4 separate regions of the Homo sapiens genome follow, and all the other regions are linked to region 3. A link is a contact called in ENCODE Hi-C or POLR2A ChIA-PET data. All regions are on one chromosome and are shown on one strand. Each heading gives the region's core, a stretch centred on a gene start or an enhancer-like site at or near the end of the contact. The rest is flanking DNA. Distances are from core to core; before and after follow the strand shown.

Region 1 (6,321 bases), core at 3,389-5,888, 230 kb after region 3:
TTGTGTCCCCACCCAAATCTCACGTTGAGTTGTAATCCCTAGTGTTGGAGGTGGGGCGTGGTGGGAAGTGATTGGATCATGGGGTGATTTCTAGTGGTTTAGCATCATTCCCCTAGTGCTGTCTTATGATAGAATTCTCACAAGATCTGGTTGCTTAAAAGTGTATGACACTTTCCCCTTCTCTCTCTCTTTCTCTCTTTCTCTCTCTCCTGCCACCATGTGAAGACATGCTTGCTTCCCCTTTGTCCTTCTGCCATGATTGTGAGTTTCCTGAGGCCTCCCCAACCATGCATCCTGCACAGCTTGTGGAACTGTGAGTCAATTAAACCTCTTTTCTTCATAAATTACCCAGTCTCAGTTAGTTCCTTATAGCAGTGTGAGAACGAACTAATACAATCAATAAATACATATTCACAACAAACCATTTTTAATTAACAAAAAACTATGCTTCTTGTAATCATTTCTATGTGAAAAACTCACAGAAAGCAGGCCTTGAACATTCCTCTAGTCAGCCTAGGCTTCTGGTGATGACTTTCCCTGGCCTGCAGGTTCCCAGTTCAACCAAACTGCCATCAATTTCCGCCCATGGAGGCTGGAGGAGTTCTGTGGCACAACTTGAGCACCACTCTTCCTCCAAGATGTTTAGCAAGTGTGTGCACATAAATCAGATTAAAGACTCAGCCTAAATCAAAAACATGAAGAATCATCCTTACAAATGCTTTAAAAACCATGAAAGCCCTGAACAATCACCTTTCATTCAAACACCCGCTGAGAACTATGTGGTCATTTGCTATATTTTCTGAGAAGAAATCAAATAAACAAATAGATATAATAATATTATAACATCTAGTTTTAATTAAAACACAAAATTAAACATAACATTTACTTTGGTCAGTTTTAAGAATGATAATTCCACTGATACTTTTTGGAAAACACTTGCTTATTAATGCTGGAGAGAGAAAAACCAAGAATAATGAATGCTTAGCTCATTATTCAAACTACCCTGGAGTCCTTGTTTTCATCTCGTCCTAAACCATTCACATTTCAGGCTGACAGTTTTTCCACTGTCACTCAAGGCGAAAACAGACGACTCCTTAAATTATGTTAGAAATAAATTAGCTCCCAGATAACACACACTCCATGTAAGAAAGAAAAGAAAGAAAGAATAAGTCCCGAGGTAAATTAACTCCTGGTGTACATAATGAAACTTTACCCTCAAGCTCCAATGCAGTGATACAAATACCAAAAATTCTGCCAATGACTGCACAATCTGTTTATTTGTGAGAAGGTGGAGGAGAGAAAAAGAAGAGCACCAGGTCCTTAGACAAATAAGACCATATTGAAATGACCCCTCTTAAAAATGGACTTTATTTTTTAAAGCAGTTTTAGGTTCACAGCAAAATTGAGTAGAAAAAAAATTGATGAGAAAGTACAGAGAGTTTCCATATTTCCCCTGTCCCCACCCGCCACACGCACAGCCTGTCCCACTGTCAACATCACCCACCAGAGTGGGACATGTGTTGCAGTTGATGAATCTACATTGACACATCATCGTCACCCAAATATTACAGGTTTTAACAAGTGTATGACAACATGTATTCACTATTACAGTGTCGTATAGAATAGTTTCACTGCCCTAAAAATCCCCTGTGCGCCAACTCTTCCTGTCCTCCCTAGCTAGCACCTGGCAACCACTGACATTTTCGCTGCCTCCATAGTTTTGCTTTTTTCAGAATGTCATATAGTTGGAATCACACAGTGTGCAGCCTTTTCAGATTGGCTTCTTTCACTCAGTAATATGCATTTAAGTTTCCTCCATGTCTTTTCACGGCTTAATAGGACGCTGACTTTTAAAAGAATCATTTCTACTGTAGTATTGGATATTTATAAATATAAATATTTATGCCTTAAAACTTTAGAAAAACACAGTACCCTTCCACTGATATGCTAGGATACCTCTTATCTTTTCTACTCCCGAGGTGGGTTCAGGAATTTGAGAGAGCCCATGGCCAATCGTTCATTAATGCATTCAGTGTCTGTCATCCACCATTGTTGCAGTTATTATGGATTCAAATAACCCCAATGCTTAGTGGTGTACTCCATTTATTATGCTCAGAGACTCAACTGTGTGGGTTAAGACTTGGCCATGGCACACCAAGGATACCCCGTCTCTGCTCTGCAATGTCTGAGGATTCAGCTGGAAGACTTGAGAACTGGAGGATGGGATCAACTGAAGGCTCATTAATTCACTCATCTATCCTGGTGGGTGAAGCTGGCTGTTGGCTGGGGGCATCTTTCACCCTCCACATGAGCTAGTTGAGGCTTCCTCATAACCCAGTGGCTGGTTTCAAGGGTGAACATCCCTAGGGAGAGAGCTGCAGGCAGAAGCCTAATTGCTTTTTATAACATAGCCTTGGAAGTCAAGCAATCTGTAGCATTCCAATTATCAAGACAGTCACGGAGTCAGCCCTTCCCCAATCCTGAGTCTCTGGAGAAGACGAATAGATTCTGCCTCATGATGGGAAATGGAAAGTTTGTGGAAAAACATGTGAAACTGGAAATACTGCTGTTTCTATTTTTGGAAAACAGTCACCTCTGTAGGGCAAGGACTTTGCCAGGTCTGGGGATTCATAGTGAAAAGCCATGGTTTCTGATCTCAAGACAAGAGAGAGGATCCATAGAGTAGGTTAACAAGCAACAACTCTAATGATTTTAACTTCTAGACTAGTGAATAACTGAAGCATTTTAGAAAACAGGAAAAGCCTCATTGATATGGATAGGAGACAGGGAAATACTGGGTAGAAGAGGGTGGTTCCCTGGCAAAGGCCCCACCCTGAAGTCCAGAGACCCTCGGCCCTAAATGGAAACAGGCATTTCTGTTTTTGAATGCAAAATTTGCCTTTTGGCCCGCCATGCCCCCCTATCCTGTACCCATATAAACCCCAAACCCCCAGGTTCCAGAAGCAGATGGGCAGACAAGGAGACAAGCAGAGGAATGTCAAAATGCTGCGGCAGAAAGAGAGAAGAGGAGGAATGTCTCAACACTAAGAGTTTAGCCCGGGGCGGTTCAGCTGCCGGAAGGCCAAACTCCAGGAGAAGCCCATCTTCCTACTCCGTCCTCCCTTCAGGTTCTCCATCCATCCTGCTGAGAGCCACCTCCGCCATTCAGTAAGACCCCCACATTTATCCTTCAAGTGCATGTGTGACCCAGTTCTTCCAGGATGCTGGACAAGAGCTTGGGATACATAAAGCTGTCACACTGGCCCTCTGCCCTTGCTCGCTAACACTCAAGCCATTCGCAGACGGCTAAAAGAGCACATTGTAACACGTGCCCACTTGGACTCCTGCACCTGCCCATCTGCATGCTTTCCATCCTGTAAGGGGTTTGAGTGGTGTCAGCAATCTAACAGACAAGCCACACCCTTGTTTCACGTCCTGTGAGAGGGGTCAGGGAACTCTTCTGTTTCATCATTACCCAACTTTGGAACTCAAGAAAGGACTCACAGGGAAATTCTTGCAGAATCTCGTGGAAAATCTCACATGTATTTGTGAAAATACAATGTGGATCTGTGAGATCCCACTTCAACACAGGCCACGGGGCCACCTTCTGCACCCACATGGGTTGTTTTAAGTCTTCCTTAGTCTCCTTGAGAATAACATGATGCTATGATGTTGGCAGGAATCTTCCACACCTTCCAAAACATGACAATATGGGTCAAGCCCGTGCAGAGACTGTGGCTCCTGCTTTGGGAGTCACCTGGAATTGTTGAGAGATTAGCAAATCCCAGAACCAGGTTTGTTAGAATTAACTGCTCAACCAGATTGTATTGAAAATGGTCTGAAGTCAAAGACGACAGACGCAAACGGGCTAAATTGCTCAGTTAATTCTTCCATTTCTCTTCCTCCTAGTTGTTCTAGCTTCAGGGAGGACTCAGGAGAGTACTGTTTGAAAACCACTGATCTAGTTTACACTTTCATTTTACAGAGAGGAAACTGAGAGCCACAGAGATTCAAGTGACTCATCCAAGATGACCCAAACCCTGGGGTTTGTTATTGTTTTTCACACTATGCAAAGCACTAAAAAACATTCGTTTGAAACAGGTGAACAAAAGTCTAATTTGTAGTGAGGTCTAGGGGAATGACTGTCCAGTCAATTCCTCAATTCATGAAGGAGCATTTGGGACGCCACAGAGGAACATACACAGGTATCCCTCCTCCTACCCGACACCATTCAGGAAGAGCGGTTACCCCTCCAATGCACTGAAGCAGATTCATTTCCCTCAGGACTGTGGGAGGCGACTGAGGCTGAGTGAATGATACAGCCTTTTAATTTGTTTTTAATTGTCGTGTCCTGGTAACCCTTCCAAAGACCCTTCACGGAGAGTAGTTTTATTTTTCCACTTATTAACCGCATTCACTAGACTGGAAAAAGAATTCCCTATCTCCCAAGAACTCTCCCTTTCATTCTTGTAATTCCTTTTTTTTTTTTTTTTTTTTTAGCACCAGGAAAGTAATGTGTGTAAAACTAGAGCCAAGTATATTGTGGTTTCAAATACAAGCCTGTTTGGAGCAGAAGCCCGTGGGATTGCTGCGTTTCAGCCTCAGGGGATGGCCCGCTGATGGCCTCGGCCTGTGAAAGGGAGGGGCTTGAATGGCCCTTTGATTCAGCCCAAATCTGGGGGTGGAGGGTGGGGAAGGGGCAGGCCTGTTATTTGACACTTTCTGTTGGGCTTGGCCCAGGCCTCACTCCTTATGCAGGCCTCCCTGGAGCCTGCAAGCCCTCTCTGAGGACGCACTGACTTAGCAAGCGCTGAAATGCATAACATTCCTTGCTGCTTAGGAAGTAGACCAGCGATCCCCAGGGCTCGCGAATTCCCTGCGCTTTGAGAATGGTGCTCTTTATAACGTTCCCCATCCAAACACACACACAGACACGCTACACACACATACCCCAAACATACACACACACGCGCACACACACTCCACACACACCCAAACATACACGTACACACACACTCCACACACACACACCCCAATATACATACACATGCACACAATAGACACACACCCAAACATGCACACACACTCCACACACACACACCCAAATAAACACACACATGCGCAAACTACACACACATTACACACACACCCATACACACACATCCAAAAATACACACACACAAACTACACACATACTACACACACACACAAACATACACACACGTGCACACACACGCTCCACACACACATCCCAACATACACTCTACACACACGCCACACACACCCCATACACACAGGCACACAATCCACACATACACTCCACATACACAAACCCAAAACATACATACTCTACACACACACCACACACATCGCAAACAACCACACTCTACACACACACAAACATAGACACACCCGCACGCACACTACACACACGAGCCAAACATACATACTCACACACATTCTATACCACGGAACAACCACGCTCTATACACACACTATACACACACTTTATACACATACCCCAAAACACACTCTCCACACACCTACACACACCCCCAAACATACACACACTCCACACACACCTATACACATACTCTACACACATGCACTCCACAGACACAGACTCCCAAATATAAATATACACACACACCCATACACATACATGCACACACACTACACACACCCCAAACATACATACTCCACACACACATTCTACACACACACTCCCCACACACGCTTCATACACACACACTCCACACACACACACCCCATACACACACACTCTACACACACACTCCACACACAAACCTCCCGAAACATACACATATACACACACTCAATATGCACTCACACCTCCCACACACTATACACACACCCCACACACACCCAAACATACATATACACACACTCCATAACACACACACTCACACACACATATCTACACACACACCCCAAACATATACACACACCATGTTACACACTCCACACACTCCGCAAACACACACACACAGAACCTAAACATTCACATCCACACACACACTCCCAAACAACATCCACACACACACTACACACAAAAACACATTCACACATACAAATCACACACACATACACACAATACATGCATACACCCTCCCACACCCCATACATACACCCTCCACACACTCTCTACACACACACACACTCCACATACCTCACACATACACACCCCATACATACACACTCTGCACACACACACACACACATCCTACACACTTTACTATGGCATTAACCATTTGTGTGTTTGCTAGCTGATTTTAAGGTATTTATTATCGTTGTTTGCAT
Region 2 (5,817 bases), core at 1,031-3,530, 140 kb before region 3:
GAAAGACACTGGACTGAATCCAAAAGGTTGTGGCTAATGTTTCACCTAATCTCTCTCCCAGGTCTCTCCTGCCTACTGCCGGCCCTACCCACAAGATGTGAACTTCAGAGCCTTCTTGCAACTGCTTCTTGGCTATTTTCACCCTCTAACCCTCTGGAAGAAGAATGAGGACTATTATGAAGGCAAAAGCATAAAAGGGGAAAAGATTAGCCTCCAGAGTAGGAAGATTGGGTTGTTGGAAGCCAGCACAAGTCTTCCCCTGAAAGAGTTAATTCGCCTCCAATGGGGGTAGGGACTGACCTGGGAGGGGCCTCAGCCTACATAGGACAGGCCTAAAGGCCCCATTGGGGCTGAAGGTGACACTGGGTCAGATCCCTAGGATTCTGCAACTTGAGGTGGGAGTGTCTATAAGCTGGAAACAAAAGTTTCAAAAAAAAAAAAAAAGCTCATTTTGTTTTCAATTCGTTTTATCTTGGCTCTATCTCAGGCACCACTGACTTCAGACCTTTCAAAGCTAAGGGTGGGGTAGGGTGGGGCTTAGTGATTTTTTTTCTTAAAGAGAGAGAACAGGGAATGTGCCTTGAACATGCACAATTTGCTTGAACATGATCATAGTCATTAATAAAAACATTGAGCAATATTTGCTTCTATGTCTTTGGAACTGGCATTTGCAAAGGTAGCATTGACAGATCAGAGAACAGAAAGGAATTCTGCGGTTACTCGTGGAGGAATTTGGACCTGTGAGATATTCATGATGTTAATTATTTATAATTTCAGTTGTTTTAGGCCAGGCTTTGAGCTTCAAGATAATGTGCTCAGAATTGGCAACAAAAATGGTCATTTTTTTGCTAGTAATTACTGGCTTTGAGCTTCAGCTATTTTAGAAGGACACAGAGAGATCTTTAGATCATGTATTCCTGACTTAAGCAAGGAAGGAAAGAAGGAAGGAAGGAAGGAAGGAAGCAAGGAAGGAAGGAAAGAAGGGAGGGAGGGAGGGAGAGAAAGGAAGGGAGGGAGGGGAGGAGGAGGAATAGGAAGAAGAAAAGAAAGGAAAGAAGGAAGGAAGGAAAAAGTAAGGCAGGGAGGCAGGCAGGAACAAAGAAAGAAAGGAAGAAAAGAAGTAAAAAAAATTTTTTTAAAGGACAACCCACAAAACCTCAGAATTTAACTAAGTTCCAGGCCTGAAATTTATTTTTTTGAACAATAGAGATGCACTATACTGTAAGAAAACACAACATGTAAAAATTCAAACTTGCCAAACTAAACAGAGAGAAGTTAAACATTTTACAGGAAAATTTGCTACTAGGACATGTTAAATAAAAGCGCCCTCAGTATCTTTAAACTAGAGATTGATGTACACTTTAACCTTTTAAAACCACGTAAAGTGAAGTCTCCCATGTAAATATCATTCTTAATGTGGAATATCCACACTTGAAAGTCACACATTGCTGGGGTTCAACCTCAGCTTCACCACTCATAGCATGTGACTGTGGCCAAGTTACTTCACCTCTCTGAGCCTCAGTTTCCCCATCTGTAAAATGAGGGCAGTGATAGCACCTGCCTGATTAGACTTAACTGAGTTGCTACACAGAAAGCCATGAGGAAGTCCTGCCACTCAGCAGGTGTTTCATGGCTCTTAGCTTCCTAAGCCTTCTCTTTCCTTCCTACTTCTGGGACCACGTGGTTCAGCCAGCATGGAACAAAAGAAAATTTGACCCACTTTGTAGCTTTAGATGCCTCAGCTTTATGCCAAGTAAGTTGTAACCTCAAACAAATGGGACCCAGAGAGCTTATGGCTGTTTCTGCCTTTCTCATATTTATTTATTTTTTAAACAAATACTTGTATAATGCTTACTATGTGATAGGCATATTCTAAGCACTTGGCAAATACCGACTCATCCAATCTTTTATAACAACCCTATGAAATATATAGTATTATTTATTATTCCCATCTTACATTTGAGGAAGCAGAAACACAGAGAGCTTAAGTAACTGGTCCAAGGACCATAACAGGTACCTGCACAGCCAAGAACTGAACCCAGACAATCTAGTCCATTCCCTCAGTAGGTCTCATGGGTGTATTATTTATTTGGAAGGCCTGCTGAAACCAAAGCAGCCAAATGAAATACCAGGGCCAGTTCTGCACAGACTAAAAAATAACAGCAGGGCCAGAAGTACTGAAGTTGCAAAACCCTCTGCTGATAAGCTTTCACTGCCAGAACCTCAGACCAGAGAGATCTAGATGAAGTTGACTGAATAAGCAAGCTGATTTCCAGTCCTTTGGCACACTGCCCTCTCTCCACTCCTACCACCTAAAAGGGTGCAGACTCCTCTCAGGTTTCTTCATTCTTCCTCACTCTCTTGGCTCAGTGAATGTGAAATTGCTGGCTGTTGCAGCCTAAGTGGGTGGAAGGGTGGCTGGAGGACGGAGAGCATTCAAGTAGTCAAAGAAAAAAAGAAATAACTTGTTTTAACATTTTAATAACTCTAATTTTTAAAATTATCAAAGCAATACCTTTTTTTTTCTTTTTTTTGACAAAGTCTCACTCTGTCACCCAAGTTGGAGTGCAGTGGCACGATCTCGGCTCACTGCAACCTCCACCTCCCGGGTTCAAGTGATTCTCCTGCCTCAGCCTCCCAGCAATACCTCTTTATAGCAGACATTGCAAAGTGGCTGACTCAGCCCCAATTCCTAACACACACATCCCCATCCCTCCTTCCACTTTCCAGCTGGGGATGGCCATGTGACACAAATCTGGCCAGTTAATGTTAAATCTGTGATGGCGTTCTCGTTTGTGTTTTCCTGAGACAGTCCTTCCTGTTCCTTTCCTCTCTCTTTGAATGAATGTGTGATAACTGGTGGGTACAATGACCACATGAAGGCCATGAAGGAAAAGCCATAAACATTTCAGACATTGGTCTTGGCATTGTTGAGCTGCTGAACCACTATTGTTTGAATTTTTGTTACTTACAGCCAAGGACAATCTTATCTTTACAAAGTTCATTATTTTAAAAAGTTAGAAAATACAGGAAAAATAATAACAATGGGGGAAAATAGCATCTGTAATCCTACCATCCAGAAATAACTAAAATCAATATTTCAACATATATTCCTTCAATTTTTCCTCTTTTTTATTGTTTTACAAAAATTTGGAGTAACGCTCCAGAAATAGTTTTGTAACTGATTATTTTACTTACCAATGTGCTATGGCCATTTTTCTATAACAATTATTCATCTACTTATCATTGCATGGATGTTCCAAGGTTTATCTAGCCATTCCCTATTGTCAAATATTTGTTATTTTCCATTTTTAACCATGGTAAACAGTAATAGTGTGAACATGTTTGTAGATGCATCTTTATCTGATTATTTCCTTAGGATAAATTCCTAAAATTGCTGTGAATTGCTGGATTAAAGGGAATGCACATTTTATAGGCTTTACGGACCTATAGATAAAATGCCGTTCATAAAGGTTTTACCAGATTTTCTGCATTCACTTATATTGTGTGCCTTTTTGTTACATCACTATCAACACTGGGATTTAAAAATGTCTGTCAGCTCAATACGCAATGTATAGATTAATTTAAACTAATTTAATAATTTATTGTTTGACATTGTATTAGTCCATTTTCACGCTGCTGATAAAGACATACCCAAGACTGGGCAATTTACAAAAGAAAGAGGTTTAATTGGACTTACAGTTCCACATGGCTGGGGAAGCCTTACAATCATGGTGGAAGGCAAGGAGGAGCTAGTCACATCTTACATGGATGGCAGCAAGCAAAAAAAGCTTGTGCAGGAAAACTCCCTCTTATAATAACTATCAGCTCTTGTGAGACTTACTATCAGGAGAACACCAGGGGAAAGACCTGCCCCCATGATTCAATTACCTCCCACTGGGCTCCTCCAACAACACATGAGAATTCAAGATGAGATTTGGGTGGGGATACAGCCAAACCATATCAGACATATTTCCATGACATCATTTCCCATTTTCAATTCTATGAATTACCTATTATGTACCAAACACTGGTCTAGGCAGTTTGCATATTCTTTTTTTAAAAATCTTCACAAACCATTATCTTTTATTTTGAGTGAGTAAACTATGGCTCACTCATAGTAAGGGGCTAAGTTACTTGTCTGAGATCACACAAACTGGTAAGTGATCAAACTAGGGTCCATAACTAGGTCTGCCTGACTCCAAAGTAGAAACTATAATAAAGGTTTTTGTTTGTTTGTTTGTTTTTAAAAAAGATGCTACATAAGTTCTTCAGGTTCTGGTTGAATCAATCAGGAACCAGTGAGAGAAAGACAGCTCTCTCCAAGGAGTAATTGAAGAGAGTTCATGGAAAGCACTATTTGTGGAGGTGTGGGGAGGAAGAAGGGACCAGTCAAAGGGTAGAGAAACACCAAGGCAGTATCAGCAGCAGAAAGCTGCTGTAATCCCAGGCCTGGAGGGGTAGAAAGAGGGCCCTCTTTGGCAATCTGGTGAGATCTGCAGCAGTGGGAGAGTGGCAGCTATGTGACCATAGAGTCACAGCTACTGTCAAACCACAGAGCAGCCTACAGACATTATACCCAACTCTGATCTCCTATTGGTGCCTCCTATTAGCCAAATCCAACCAGAAGCCAGAGGACAATGAAGTCTGGAAGTATTGTCCATGAAAATCAACCTCCTGGACACACAAGAAAGGAAAGTAGGGTGGAGAATGGACCTGCAGTGCTCCAGCCCGTTTGCTCCCTATTCCCTTTAGAAGAGCAGAGCCATATCCTCCCACAATGAACTGTTGATGTACTTCAAAACCCACATGCAAGGCTGCTATAGAATTAAATGCAGCCATGTAGGGGAAGGGCCTAGTACAGTTTGGTGCATAGTAAACACACAATAAAAATGAGTTATGATTATTTCATATTTAGAATTAATATTCTACACAAATCATACCAGGAGATTCTACTTATCCTTTTTTCTACTGGCAACTTTCAGCCCTCAAACTGTTGGCCATAAAACAACAACCATAAAATCCAAAAACAAAACAAAAGAAAGAAAAGGAATGGGGATAAAATGAAACATTTTTCCTTGTTGGGCACATGGCTGGGCATGTTTGCCAGCCTTCCTCATTCTAAGGTGTGGTCCTAGGACCAAATGCCAGCTGATGAAATGTGAACAGAAGTGAGAAGCACAACCTCTAGGCCTGGCCTATATAACCTCTAGGCCTGGCCTATATAAACTTCTCCTGTGCATTCCCCCAGGCTGTCTCCCCTTTGCCAGTTCAATGTCAATGAACAGACCATCTGATACGATTTGGCTCTGTGTCCTCACCCAAATCTCGTGTTGAATTTTTATTCTCAGTGTTGGAGGTGGGGCTTGGTGGGAGGTGATTTGATCATTGGGTGGTTTCTAATTATTTGGCACCATCCCCCTAGTGCTGTCTCATGATAGCATTCTTATAAGATCTGGTTGTTTGAAAGTGTGTAGCACCTACCCCTTGGCACTCTCTCTCTCCTACTGGTCATGTGAAGATGGTGCTTGCTTCCCCTTCACCTTCCACCATCAATGTAAGTTTCCTGAGGCCTCCCCAGGAGCAGAAGCCTGTATATCCCACAGAACCGTGAGCTAATTAAACCACTTTTTAAAATAAATTACCCAGTTTTAGGTATTTTTTATAGCAGTGTGAGTACAGACTAATACAGCACCCTCAGGATCCCTGTTCTGAGAAAGATGGAACTCCAGTCTGTCTGTATTTGAGCAGAGTGCCTGCTCCATCCAACCCTATCTGACCTGAAATTGCCTTAGCTGTTCATGGAAATGTGAAATA
Region 3 (6,344 bases), core at 811-3,310:
TTAAATAGAAACTAAGGAAATGTGAGCAAACTATGGACTTTGGTTCGCAATAATGTATCAATACTGGTTTATTTGTCATAACAAACCCACCATAAGGAAGGTGATATTAGCAATGGGGTAAACTGGGTGACAGAGTGTACTGTACACGGGAACTCTATACTATCTTCTCAATTTTCCTGTGAATCTATCACTGTTCTAAAAAGTAAAGTTTATTAAAAAAAAAAAAAAAAGTTTGAGCTCTCACTTTCCCCTCCCCACATCTTATGTTTAGGGCCTGTTATGGGTTGAATTATTTACCCCCAAAATGCATATGTCCAAGTCCTAACACCTAGGACCTCAGTATGACTTTATTTGGAGGTGAGGTCTTTACAGAGGCAATCAAGTGAAAGTGGGGTCATTAGAGTGAGCCCTAATCCATTATGACTAGTGTCCTTATAAAAAAGAGCTATGCACAGAGGGAAGACACAGAGAGAAGATGGGCATCTACAAGGCCAAAGGGAGAGGCCTAGAACAAATCTTTCCTTCACAACCTGCAGAAGGACTCTGACAACATTTTGATCTGGTCTTCCAGACACCAGAACTGGGAGATGATAAATTTCTGTTGTTTAAGCCACCTGGTTCGTGGCATTTTGTTACGGCAGTCTTTGCACGCTAATAAAGGGGCCAAAGAGGAGGGGTTCAACTCATTTGCACCAGAGCAGAAGGATATAGGAGCTGGTGCTTTGAGTTGGAAGGGGCAAAGACCTAAACCATGTAAGCTGATTTCTCAGTGTTATGAAGCGGGGTGGAGGCTTGGAGTTTCTTTGAAATCCTTGCCCCACTTACACAGGGCTTCCCAGACATTGGGGTGTTATCATGGTTACATTCTGCAAGCTGCAGCCTCAAACCCTGGAAGAATGTCTGTGACAAAGCTTGCAGATAGTAAATCAGGCCACCAGGAAAGGAGATCCCCTGGATTTCGGTGTCCCAAAGGCACCAAGAAGGATAATGACCACAAGTGATGGAGAAGGGGCCAGCCGGACACGGTGGCTCACGCCTGTAATCCCAGCACTTTGGGAGGCTGAGGTGGGCAGATCACGAGGTCAGGAGATTGAGACCATCCTGGCTAACACGGTGAAACCCCATCTCTACTAAAAATACAAAAAATTAGCCAGGAGTGGTGGCAGGAACCTGTAGTACCAGCTACTTGGGAGGCTGAGGCAGGAGAATGGCATGAATCTGGGAGGCGGAGCTTGCAGTGAGCTGATATTGCACCACTGCACTCCAGCCTGGGCGACAGGCGAGATTCTGTCTCAAAAAAAAAAAAAAAAAGGGCCTCCTCTCTCATTTTTTAAGCACCACATAAGTCCCAAGGAGCGTGTTATTATAACCTTATGAAAGAGAATGGTTTCCCTAAAATGTAATTGTGATAAGATTTTTCAACCCTTAAAAGCAAAGGCTCAGACCCACAGTTAATTGAGAAATGTGACTTTTTTTTTTTTTTTATAGAGACGGGGACTTGTTATGTTGCCCAAGCTGGTCTTGAACTCCTGGCCTCTAGCAATCTTCCCACCTTGGCCTTTCAAAATGTTGGGATTATAGGAGTGAGCCAACACATCTGGCCAGAAATGTGACATTTTTGATCCAATGGTTGGGGTTCAAATTCAAGCTTGTTAAACAAATTAAGAAAATCAAAATCACCTATAACACGTCGTCTTATACCCATAACTTTCCAGAACACAGGTTGGCTCCTACAGATAATTTTACAATAGGCAGAATGCTAGCAACATTTTATGAGCTGTGGTATGCTTTCTCTAGGCTGTCTGTGATAGGTTGCCTTCATGGAGAGTCCAAAATCAAGACTGGGACAAGGGGGCTGTTGCTTAAGGCTTGAGCCAGATGTTGGATCTCCCCAGCAAGAGCATAGGTCATTTCTGGGACCTTCCCTTTCATCCTCACCAGAGTTCAACATCCACTCTGACAGGGAAAATGCAGAGGACCTACCATGAGCACATGAAATTCTGAAGCGTAACCCATCAGGCTTCTCCTCAGCCTGGCCCTCAAGACAACTAGGTCATCACTGATTCCAGATTCTCCTTATTCCAGACTCCACCCCCTGCAGTGTTCTACGTCTTCTGAAAGGGCCGGTGCAGGGCGCCCATGACTTGTCATTTTTCCTAGGTCAGCACATCCTTGTTCTCACCACTGGAAGTCAAGGCTGAAAAATCTGATTTGGTTCACCTGGCTTACTGGCACTATTTACTGGTGTGCACAGCAGATTTGATTTATGATAAGTCTGTTGAAAATGTCACTTTGGGGCTTTGAGGTGTGGTGGGGGTCGGGGGTGGATGCTGCATTTTGTTTTGGAAAAGAGGGCAGGACTTTTGCCTATGCTTTTCAAATAGGAGGAAAAATTAAGTTCACGGTTTGATTCCTAAAGAATCAAAAAGTGGAGCTAGATAAAAATCATACCAATAGGCAATTGGGAGATCCCAAGCCTTTTTCTTTTCCAGGAGAAACTTGAGTTTGAGTTTTCAAAATGAACGAAATATTTCCAAGGAAGTAAAAGTGGGCCTCCTTTGCCGGCCATCCCTCTTCCCCCATACCCTCTTCCTCTTTTCTCCTCCCTTCCTTCCCCTTTTCTTTTTTCATCTGCCCTTCAGTCACCATCTGTACTACTGTAGGAAATGGGAAAAAGACCTACGCTAAATCAGCATCCTACTCTACCTCTTACAAAGTCAGGAAAATATCTTTTTAAAAAAATGTTTGAAATTAATGCGCACCTATCCAGATCTCTGTTTGAACAAGGGCTGTCATTTCTGATAAAGGCACGGTTTTCCGAGATCGTGGAGAGCCCAAGTGTGGAGCTTTAAGAACCCTGACAACCACCAGTCTTGTTTCGGGTCATGAGTGCACCATTGGTTACCCTGATGTTGAGTCAGCATTCTCCAGACCACATAAAGGTCAGGTCTATCTTCACAAAGTGAAAGTGCTGAATTATATCGAAACCATAGAAAAAAAAATAAGCCAACCCTGCCTCGAGTCTCTAAGTCTCTGCTCCGACAGTTTTGTTTTTATCTGGAATTACAGTAAACTCATTTCGGCATGGTTGCGGCATGTGGTATTCTGAGTAACTGACTCTTCTACCTAATTGCAAGTTGCCACATACTCTCTACAGCCCTTCTTCCTTTCCCTGCGCCAGCTCCTCTGTCAGTTTCACCCGCTTGGCTGGGTCCAGACTTGTCTCCTTTTCTAGGTGGGGCAATAGATCAGTGGCCTGGGATACACCATGGTAGGTGGGACTTCAGAATTCAGGCACAGGCCAGGCGCACTGGCTTACACTTATAATTCCAGCACTTTGGGAGGCCAAGGCTGGCAGATCACTTGAGGTCAGGAGTTCAAGACCAGCCTGGCCAACATGGTGATACCTCACCTTACTAAAAATTCAAAAATTAGCTGGGCGTGGTGGCGGGTGCCTGTAATCCCAGCTACTCAAAAGGCTGAGGCAGGAGAATCGCTTGACTCCAGGAGGCGGTGGTTGCAGTAAGCCAAGATCGTGCCACTGCACTCCAGCCTGGGTGACAGGTCAACTCTGTCTCAAAAAAAAAAAAGAAGAGTTTAGGCACAAAGTCAACCAGAGTTGGACTGTGTGCATCCTGGGAGTCCTGGAGCCCCTTGGGGAACTCCTGCCCACCCTGTGTTGGGGGCAAAGAGTCAGGAAGGTTTGTGCTCAGATTCTGCCTCTGCTATGGCCTCTGATTACTCTGTGACCGCTGGCAAATTGTGACCTTACCTGTAAAGTGGGGACACTAATACCCCCTCACAGGACTGTTGAAAGAACTGGAGATGATGCATGTAAAATCATTTGGCACAGAGTAGGTGATCAGTGAATGTTGGTTCTTTTCTTGTGTCCTCATCCCCCACATCACAGCCTGCTCAATAATCCGGAGCCATGTCCCAATCTCTCTTCCTCCTTCTAGGATGGTCTCTCCCCGCCTTGGTGCCTATCTCCTCTGAAGGAGGGTGAGCTTCTCCTCCCACTGGGCTGTACAGCTCACCTGGCTGCACTGGCTGCTGAGCTTGGGGCCACAGATTAGTATCCTGGCTGGTTCCCAATGGCTGAATTACACTCACTAATGCCAATTGGTGCCGATGCTGGTCTTAACTTTGCCTGAGTATGCACTGTCCTTTGACCACTATGCCTCAGGCCACCGGGCCTCCTTCCCCAGCCTGGCCTCTGCAGCCCGAGCAGAGCCTCAGGTCACTCCCCATGCTCAGAGGAGCCCCGCATCTCATCTCCCTCGCTCCCTGCCCACCCACCTCCCTGCTGCAGTTCCTGCCTTTGTGCCAAGACCTGCTCCCGTTATGTCACGTGCCCTCCATGGATGGCTAATTTGCAAAGAATCAAAACTCAGAAAACGCATTTATAACTTAACCATATTGAGTCTAACTGTCTCTTTGATCATTTCAAAGGCAACTCAGGACCTTAAAAAGCCTCAGAATTGGCTTCCTAAGCACCAAGCCTTCTGGAAAATGGAAAATACAGGAGTAGGTTTAGGAGAATAATCTGAATGGTACTGGTCCCAAGACACCCCTGAAAATTAGGTGACTTTAAGCAAATTGCTTAATGTCTCTAAGCCTCAGTTTTCTTATCTGAAAGGAAGACAATTATACTTGACTCATGAGGTCTAAGGATCATGTAAATAAAAGGACTTGGTTAATTTTAAAATTCCTGATCTCAGCTTGATGTTTCTATTTTCATAAAAGCAGGGATTTGGGCTTCTTTAGCTGTTTAGACCTTGAGGGGGGAAAAAGGGTTACCTAATTATAATTTCACTATAATATTCCGTTCACGGTCCGGCTCTCTGAACAGACTATTAGCTCCTTGAGGCCAGGTATTGTGCTGGCTACTCTATAACCAGTTAGCACCAGCTGAATGTCCAGCTCAAAGCAGGCACTCAATGAACATTCACTGGATACGTGACTTCACCATGTACGTCACTGTCCTGGCCAAGCCTGGTGATCATGTCTCTATCATATTCTATCTGCAGGAAGAATCCTGTCAGCCTGGCAGAAGGTACATCAAGTGAGGAGAATTACTCCCCTCCCCTACTTCCTACTGCCAATCCCACCAAGACATGGTGAGGACATCCCAGCAAATGCACAGGAGGTCAATAAAATACAAGGAGCTCCCTGATGCCTTCTGGTGCTACTGCCCACAGGGCACTGTGAACTGGGCCAGCTGGGCTTAGGCCATGCAGAATGGCCAGCTGAGGGCAGAGACAGCCTTTCTCCCACCAGTCAGGCAGCTTCTACCACTTGACCTTCCCTATTCCTCCAGGAGGCTTTCTAAAAGACAACTGGTGAAAACGAGGCCTTCATTCACTCCTTCCTTGCTTCATTCATTCTACAAACATGAATTGGACACCTATTATGTCCCAGTGACTGTGTTAGATGTTGAAGAGGCAGAGTCCAGGCCCGCAAAGAACCCTGGGACTCCTGAGGGAAACAAACAAGGAAATAGACAATGACAATACAGTGTAATGAGAGCCAGGGCAGAAGCAAGCACGTGATGTGGGAGCACACAGGTGTCTCCATGCTTGATCTTGCAGAACGTGGGGTGGAGGGTGCCGCTCCAGAGAGCTCTGGGTAGGGTGGAATTTAACCTCTTGAAGGATGAGAGGGATTAGGTAGGGAAATCAAGGAAGTGTGGAAAGTGAAGGGAGAGTGTTCAGTAGGACACACAGACAAAGATAACAGCATGTACAAGAAAGAATGGGTTCAGGAGGCCGGGCACAGTGGCTCACACCTGTAATCCCAGCACTTTGGGAGGCCGAGGTGGGCAGATCACGAGGTCAGGAGATCGAGACCATCCTGGCTAACACGGTGAAACCGCATCTCTTCTAAAAAAAATACAAAAAAATTAGCCAGGCATGGTGGTGGGCACCTGTAGTCCCAGCTACTTGGGAGGCTGAGGCAGGAGAATGGCGTGAGCCCGGGAGGCGGAGCTTGCAGTGAGCCAAGATCATGCCACTGCACTGCAGCGTGGGTGACAGAACGAGACTGTGTCTCAAAAATAATAATAATAATAATAATAATGGCTTCAGGAATTGGCAAATGGGGACTTGGTGAGGATAAATCCAGAGGATGAGATCAGGATGTGGGTTTCCACATGCCCAGGAACAAGGAAAGACCTGTCCTTTGGTGGAGACTTGGGTACTCGAAAGACAGGTGGGAGGTGTTATATAAAGCCTTTATCTACCCTGTTTTATGGATGAGAAAGCTGAGAGCTGAAGAGCGGAATCACACAGCAAGTAATCAGCATAGATAGATCATCATAGTTGGAGGAGCTGGTCCTCTTGACC
Region 4 (6,047 bases), core at 1,347-3,846, 210 kb after region 3:
CAGAGCCAGAACCACGGGTGGCTCCAACATTCAGATCTGGGGTACCAAGCCTTGTTGCTTGTTTCTTAACTGCTTTCTCCAAGGCCTGCCCTGGGCAGCCACACCCAGAGTTCTCACGACACCCTGGAGCTCTTGCCACCCAGAAGTTCTTGCCACACCCTGCCTGCTCCCGGAAGGTAACAGGGCCACTGAAGAAGGGCTGCATTGTTGTGGCCTTAGCCTTGGCCCTGAAGGCCAGGAGGACAAACACTTTGGCTTGTAAGTACTGCAAATCAATAAACAGTAAAACTCAGAATAAATGCCCTCTTGAACTTCAACTGACCTCAACTCCAAGCTGGCTGGTCCTGAGGACAAATACCCAGGAACGTGATTCCAGGAGAGAATACTTCTGCATGGCATCCAGTTGCTACCTGGCAGGAGGGTGTTTGCCTTTGAGAGAGGTGGGGGCAGGGGTATCAAATTCTCCTGGGGAAGACAGGAAGTTTGCCAGCGCCACCCAGAGCAGAAAAAAAGTGTGGCAGTATCAATAAAGATGACAATAGCAAGAGATCTCCTTTTTTCCTCAGAGTCCTGGCCTGCATGAATAGGTGAAATCACAACAGCTAAGATTCAGTGAGTGCTTCCTGTGTAGGCCACGTGCTGCACTTAGGACCACACGCATGGGTTCGTTGAATGCACTCAACAACCCTATGGCATGGATTTTATTATTTTCATTTTTCAGGTGAGAAAACCATGGTACAGAGAAAAGTAAATCGCTTCCCCAGGGGCTGCTCGGCCCCCAGGAGGCAGAACCAGAGTCTGAACCCAAGCGATCTTTTACGGCCCTCCCCTGCAAGCTGGCAACGGAGTATTTCCCTTTATGGTCCCTCTCATTTAATTTTGAATCAGATGTCTTATGCCAAAGTATATACAGAAAGGACACCACTTTGGAAGGTATCTTTGTCCATTCTGGCTACTATAACAAAATACCATAAACTGGGTGTCTTTTTTTTTTTTTTTTTTTTTTTTTTTTGACGGAGTCTCGCTCTGTCGCCCAGGCTGGAGTGCAGTGGTGCGATCTCGGGCTCACTGCAAGCTCCGCCTCCTGGGTTCACACCATTCTCCTGCCTCAGCCTCCTGAGTAGCTGGGAATACAGGTGCCCGCCACCACGCCCGGCTAATTTTTTGTATTTTTTTTTTTAGTAGAGATGGAGTTTCACAGTGTTAGCCAGGATGGTCTCGATCTCCTGACCTCGTGATCCTCCCACCTCAGCCTCCCAAAGTGCTGGGATTACAGGCGTGAGCCACCAGGCCCGGCCAACTGGATGTCTTATAAACAACAGAAATTCATTTCTGACAGTTCCAGAGGCTGGAACTCCAAAATCAAGGCACAGGCAGAGCTGGCATCTGGCGAGGTTCTGCCCTCTAGTTCATAGATGGTGCCTTCTCACCATGTCCTCCCAAGGTGGAAGGGGTGGGAGGTCTCTCTTGGGCATCTTTGATGAGGGCACTCTTCCCATTCAGGAGGCCTCTGCCTTCATGACCTAATCACCTCCCAAAGACCCAGCTCCCAGTACCATCACCTTAGGGGGTAGGATTTCAACATATGGATTTTAGGGAAACACAAACATTCAGACCATAGCAGAGGGGATGAGAGACCCCTGAAGCCTGCTAAGGCTCCTGAGAGCAGCTGACAAATGTATAGGATTTTGAAGAAACTTTTAAAGTCCCAGGGCAATCAACTTTGTTCCTGCTCTGAGTCTGAGAGGTCCCCATTCAAAGTTAGCCCCCTCATTCAGTCTTTTTTTTTTTTTTCTTAAATTTTGAGACAGGATCTTACCCAGGCTAGAGTGCAGTGGCACAATCACGGCTCACGGCAGCCTCCACCTCCCAGACTCAAGGGATCCTCCCACCTCAGCCTCCTGAGTAGCTGAGACTACAGGTACACGCCACCGTGCTTGGCTAATTTTTGTATTTTTTGTAGTGACAGGGTTTTGCCATGTAGCCCAGGCTGGTGTGGAACTCCTGGGCTCAAGCAGTCCACCCACTTTGACTTCCCAAAATGCTGGGATTACAGGCCTGAGCCCCTAACTCAGTCTTTATTGCACAGCATTAAAAGGGTGGAAGGAGCGCTTCACAGAGCCATTCTCCTCCTCCCACCACCATGAGAGGTACAAATTCTACCAAACCTCGTCTCCTGTCTGCCTCTGGTGCAGGTTGAGGTTTGGCCTTCAGGGATTGCTCCTCTGAGCTAATTTCTTGCAAAGGATGTGACAAAGGTCACTAGAGAGAAAACACCTCAGCACGTGTTCCATAGGCCAATGCGGTGAGTTCAGCACAGCCCCATCAGCACGCAGACCATGTGAGAGGACTCATGCATGGGAGGCCACCCACGAACAGGGCTATTTTAATAGAATGTCTTCGGGTGTGGTGAGAAAAACCCCGGCTTGGAGTGTTTGTGGTTCATCTGGAATCAGGCAGCGCTGTTATAAGCTTGGGGCCTATACAGGCTTCCTGGGTTTCTGCTTATTGATACACATTGTAGGTCCTCCAAGAACGGTCCTGAATCATTCCCTTGGTTATGTCCATGTACCGGATCATTCCTTTGATTAGTACACTGTAAATACTTCAAGAATGCTAGAGAAAGTTTTGAGATCAGAGCCTTTCCCACAAAAGGTCAGGAGTTCCAGTTCTCAATAAGCCGAGGTATCTGTGGTTAGAGGAGTCCAGAAAATGCGGGCTGTGTGCGCCCCCTGCTGGAGAGGGAGGCCCAGGCACGCGGAGCTTCTAGTTCAGGGCCGGGGTCCTCTTGAGGGTTCTCGGAGCACCTTCTCGCGGCTCAGAGGGTTCTTCTTCCTGTCCTTCCAGGGCGGCCTTGCGTGAGAGCAGGACTGCTAAGGGTAATGTGGCAATCTAGAGCCAGATTGCCGGGGTTCGAATCCTGCTTCTGCAACTGCTCTGTAACTTTTGGCAGGTCATTAAACCTCTCTGTGCCTCACCTTCCTCATCTGTAAAGTTGGGATGATCATATTAGAGCCTACCTCAGAGAGTACTTATGAGACATAAACGAGATAACATCTCAAACACTGAGGCACAAACAAAGCAAATGTCAAAACACTTAGAATGGTGCCTGGCACATAGGGAGTGTTATGTGTTAATTATATATTAATTATTGCTATTATTAATATCATCATCATAATTCTCTTGGTTATTAATAAAATCTAAGAGAAAGCTTTTCTCCTCTCTCTCAACCCTAAGGGTCACTTTCACGGGCATCAGAAATTCTAACAATCCCAGAGCCAGGATTACAGGCATGAGCCACCGCACTAGGCTCATTATTCTAGATACTAAGAGGAGGGAAGAAACTGCTAACTCTATTCCAATAAAAACATCTTCTTCAAAGAAAAAAGGTAAGCCAAGCACAGTGGCCATGCCCGTAATCCTGGCACTTTGGGAAGCTAAGGTGGGAGATCACTTGAGGCCAGAAGTTTGAGACCAGCCTAGGCAACCTAGCAAGACTCCCCCTCTACAAAAAAATTTAAAAATTGACACATGCCTGTGGTCCCCGCTACTTGAGAGGCTGAGGTATGAAGATCATTTGAACCCATGAGTTTGCAGCTACAGTGAGCTGTGATTGCACCACTGCACTGCAGCTTGGGCAACAGAGTGAAACACTGTCTCTAATTAATTAATTAATTAATTAATTAATTAATTTTTAATTAAAAAGAAAAAGAAAAAAGAATAACTTTCATATCAGCCAGGCACTTCCAAAGTTGTTGGGCTTGTTGGTTGTCTCTGATAGCAAAATAATCTATAGACTGCCTTTTATTTCTGCTTTTGGGAAAATTTAATAAAGTTTGGTTTCTGAGGTAGTACCCTCAATTTAACAATTTGTTTTCTTGAAAATTTGAAGATTATATATATGTCTCTTCACGTGTATGCATATGCCTTATGTATATACACACATATGTGTATTTGTGCAAACATGTATACATCCATATTCCATTTTAGGCATTAGGCATATGCTTACAAAGATACATAAACATATATATTGTGAGCATGTTTAAGACTATATAGGCCAGATTGGTGGCTCACATCTGTAATCTCAGCACTTTGGGAGGCTGACGCAGGCGGATCACTTGAGATCAGGAGCTTGAGACCAGCCTGGCCAACATGGGGAAACCCCATCTCTACTAAAAACACAAAAAAATTAGCCGTATATGGTGGCGGGCACTTGGAGTCTCAGCTATTTGGGAGGCTGAGGCACAAGAATTGCTTGAACCTGGGAAGCAGAGGTTGCAGTGAGCCAAGATTGCACCACTGCACTCCAGACTGAATGACAGAACAAGACTCTGTCAAAAAAAAAAAAAGACTATATAAACACATACATACAGAATGCCTTATAGATGTTTATGCCCCTTTGAGTGGAACACTGGTGGTTGTGGGGAGGAAGGCACACATGGAAGAAGTAAAAATAGCCATAGGGTTCCCCAGGGGACGATATTCTCAAGAAATTTGGAAGTTCAGCAGGGCACAGCTCAGAAAGGGAGGTGATGGTGGTGGTGGTGGTAGTGGTGTTGATGATGGTGATGGTGGTGGTGATGGTGATGGTGGTGGTGATGATGGTGGTGGTAATGGTGGGATGGTGGTGTTGGTGGTGATGGTGGTGGAGGCTGTGGTGTTAGTGGTGATGGTGGTGGTACTGGTGGTAGTGGTGATGGTGGTGGAGGCAGTGGTGGCGGTGGTGGTGATGGTGGTGGTGGTGATGATCATGGTTGTTGGGGTGGTAGTGGAGGTGGTGATGGTGGTAGTGTTGGTGGTGGTAGTGTTGGTGGTGGTGGTGTTAGTGGTAGTGATGGTGTTGGTGGTGATGGCGATGATGGTGGTGGAGGTGGCGATCATTGTGGTTGTGTTGGTAGCAGAGGTGGTGATGGTGGTGGTGGTGATGGTGGTGGTGGTGGTGTTGGTGTTGGTGTTGGTGTTGGTGATGGTGATGGTGATGGTGTTGGTGGTGATGGTGATGATGGTGGTGGTGGTCATCGTGGTGGTTTTGGTGGTAGTGGAGGTGGTGATGGTGGCAGTGGTGGTGATAGTGATGGTGCTGGTCGTGGTGGTGATGGTGTTGATGGTGGTGGTGGTGATGGTGTTGATGGTGGTAGTGGTGATGGTCCTGGTGGTGATGGTGATGATGGTGGTGGTGGTAGTGGTGATCCTGGTGGTTGTGGTGGTAGCGGTGATGGTGTTGGTGGTGTTGGTGGTGTTGATGATGTTGTTGTTGGTGGCAATGGTGGTGGTAGTGGTGTTGGTGGTGGTGATGGTGTTGGTGGTGATGGTGATAATGATGGTGGTGGTGGTGACCATGGTGGTTGTGGTGGTAATGGAGGTGGTGATGGTGGTAGTGGTGGTGATAGTGATGGTGCTGGTGGTGTTGTTGGTAGTGGTGATGGTATTGGTGGTGGCAGTGGTGATGGTCCTGGTGGTAATGGTGATGATGGTGGTGGTGGTAGTGGTGATCATGGTAGTTGTGGTGGTAGTGGTGATGGTAGTGGTGATGGTGGTGGTGGCAGTGGTAGTGATGGTGATGATGGTAGTGCTGGTGGTGGTGGTGATGGTGGCCTGGTGGTGGTGGTGGAGCTGGTGGTGATGGTGGTGGTGGCAGTGGTGATGGTGGTGGTAGAGGTGGTGGTGATGGTGGTGGAGGTGGTGGTGCTGGTAATCGTGGTGGTGGTGGCGGTGATGGCAGTGGTGGCGGTGGTAGTAGAGGTGGTGGTGGTGGTAGAGGTAGTGGTGATGGTGATGGTGGTAGATGTGGTGGTGGTGGTGGTATATCTACATGATGCAGCAGGCTAGTAGAAGATCCCAAAAAGTTGATTTCAAGAGTAGCTGGTGGTTGTGGTAGAACCAGCTTTGCCATTCTTTTGCCAGGAAAAACTTGTGCTTGGCATCACTACTTGTGGCACGCCTCTTCCGAGCCCTAGACTAAGTGCCCTCTCTGAGCCTCCATAGCACCCTGTAGCACTCACTCCTACCATAGTGTCTGTCGCTCTCTTGTCTGACCTCTCAGTATA

The links. A loop is a pair of places that touch in the nucleus more often than their neighbours do. ChIA-PET counts read pairs that join two places held with the same protein, here RNA polymerase II (POLR2A). Pooled maps may share reads with other maps.
Region 1: a loop to region 3 is called in a pooled map, with 4 times the contacts of the local background. The contact joins the enhancer-like site here to the promoter of LINC01258 in region 3. A Hi-C loop is called at or near these places in 3 of 37 single-sample maps with no recorded cell type and 3 of 50 pooled maps. POLR2A ChIA-PET finds 5 or more read pairs at or near these places in 1 of 52 experiments (activated CD4-positive, alpha-beta T cell).
Region 2: a map of K562 shows a loop between it and region 3 (1.9-fold over the local background). The contact joins the enhancer-like site here to the promoter of LINC01258 in region 3. A Hi-C loop is called at or near these places in 1 of 168 maps with a recorded cell type or tissue (K562). POLR2A ChIA-PET finds 5 or more read pairs at or near these places in 3 of 52 experiments (T-cell, activated B cell and activated naive CD4-positive, alpha-beta T cell).
Region 4: a loop to region 3 is called in a pooled map, with 6 times the contacts of the local background. The contact joins the enhancer-like site here to the promoter of LINC01258 in region 3. A Hi-C loop is called at or near these places in 2 of 168 maps with a recorded cell type or tissue (K562 and mammary epithelial cell), 6 of 37 single-sample maps with no recorded cell type and 9 of 50 pooled maps. POLR2A ChIA-PET finds 5 or more read pairs at or near these places in 3 of 52 experiments (GM12878, HEK293 and activated naive CD4-positive, alpha-beta T cell).

Annotation. Positions count from the first base shown.
Region 1 is chr4:38,748,478-38,754,798 of GRCh38, forward strand. LOC105374413 (a long non-coding RNA gene) reads left to right here. Exons shown (of 6, transcript XR_925231.2): 4 at 226-313; 5 at 2,117-2,262; 6 at 2,955-4,574. Among named protein-coding and RNA genes, the nearest start is that of TLR10, 31 kb to the right of the region's middle. Within about 2 kb of position 4,639, at least 25 of the 41 ENCODE cell types and tissues checked have a DNase peak (open chromatin) inside an H3K27ac peak, as active enhancers do.
Region 2 is chr4:38,385,316-38,391,132 of GRCh38, forward strand. It overlaps LINC02513 (long intergenic non-protein coding RNA 2513), which reads left to right. Exons shown (of 2, transcript NR_149123.1): 2 at 62-444. Among named protein-coding and RNA genes, the nearest start is that of LINC02513, 21 kb to the left of the region's middle. RefSeq lists an enhancer at 173-467. Within about 2 kb of position 2,281, at least 9 of the 41 ENCODE cell types and tissues checked have a DNase peak (open chromatin) inside an H3K27ac peak, as active enhancers do.
Region 3 is chr4:38,521,120-38,527,463 of GRCh38, forward strand. LINC01258 (long intergenic non-protein coding RNA 1258) reads right to left here and starts at 2,061. Exons shown (of 8, transcript NR_110951.1): 1 at 1,984-2,061. RefSeq lists an enhancer at 3,235-3,284.
Region 4 is chr4:38,728,580-38,734,626 of GRCh38, forward strand. No RefSeq gene overlaps it. Among named protein-coding and RNA genes, the nearest start is that of TLR10, 51 kb to the right of the region's middle. RefSeq lists an enhancer at 2,267-2,636. Within about 2 kb of position 2,597, at least 4 of the 41 ENCODE cell types and tissues checked have a DNase peak (open chromatin) inside an H3K27ac peak, as active enhancers do; they include GM12878, where a contact is called at or near this core.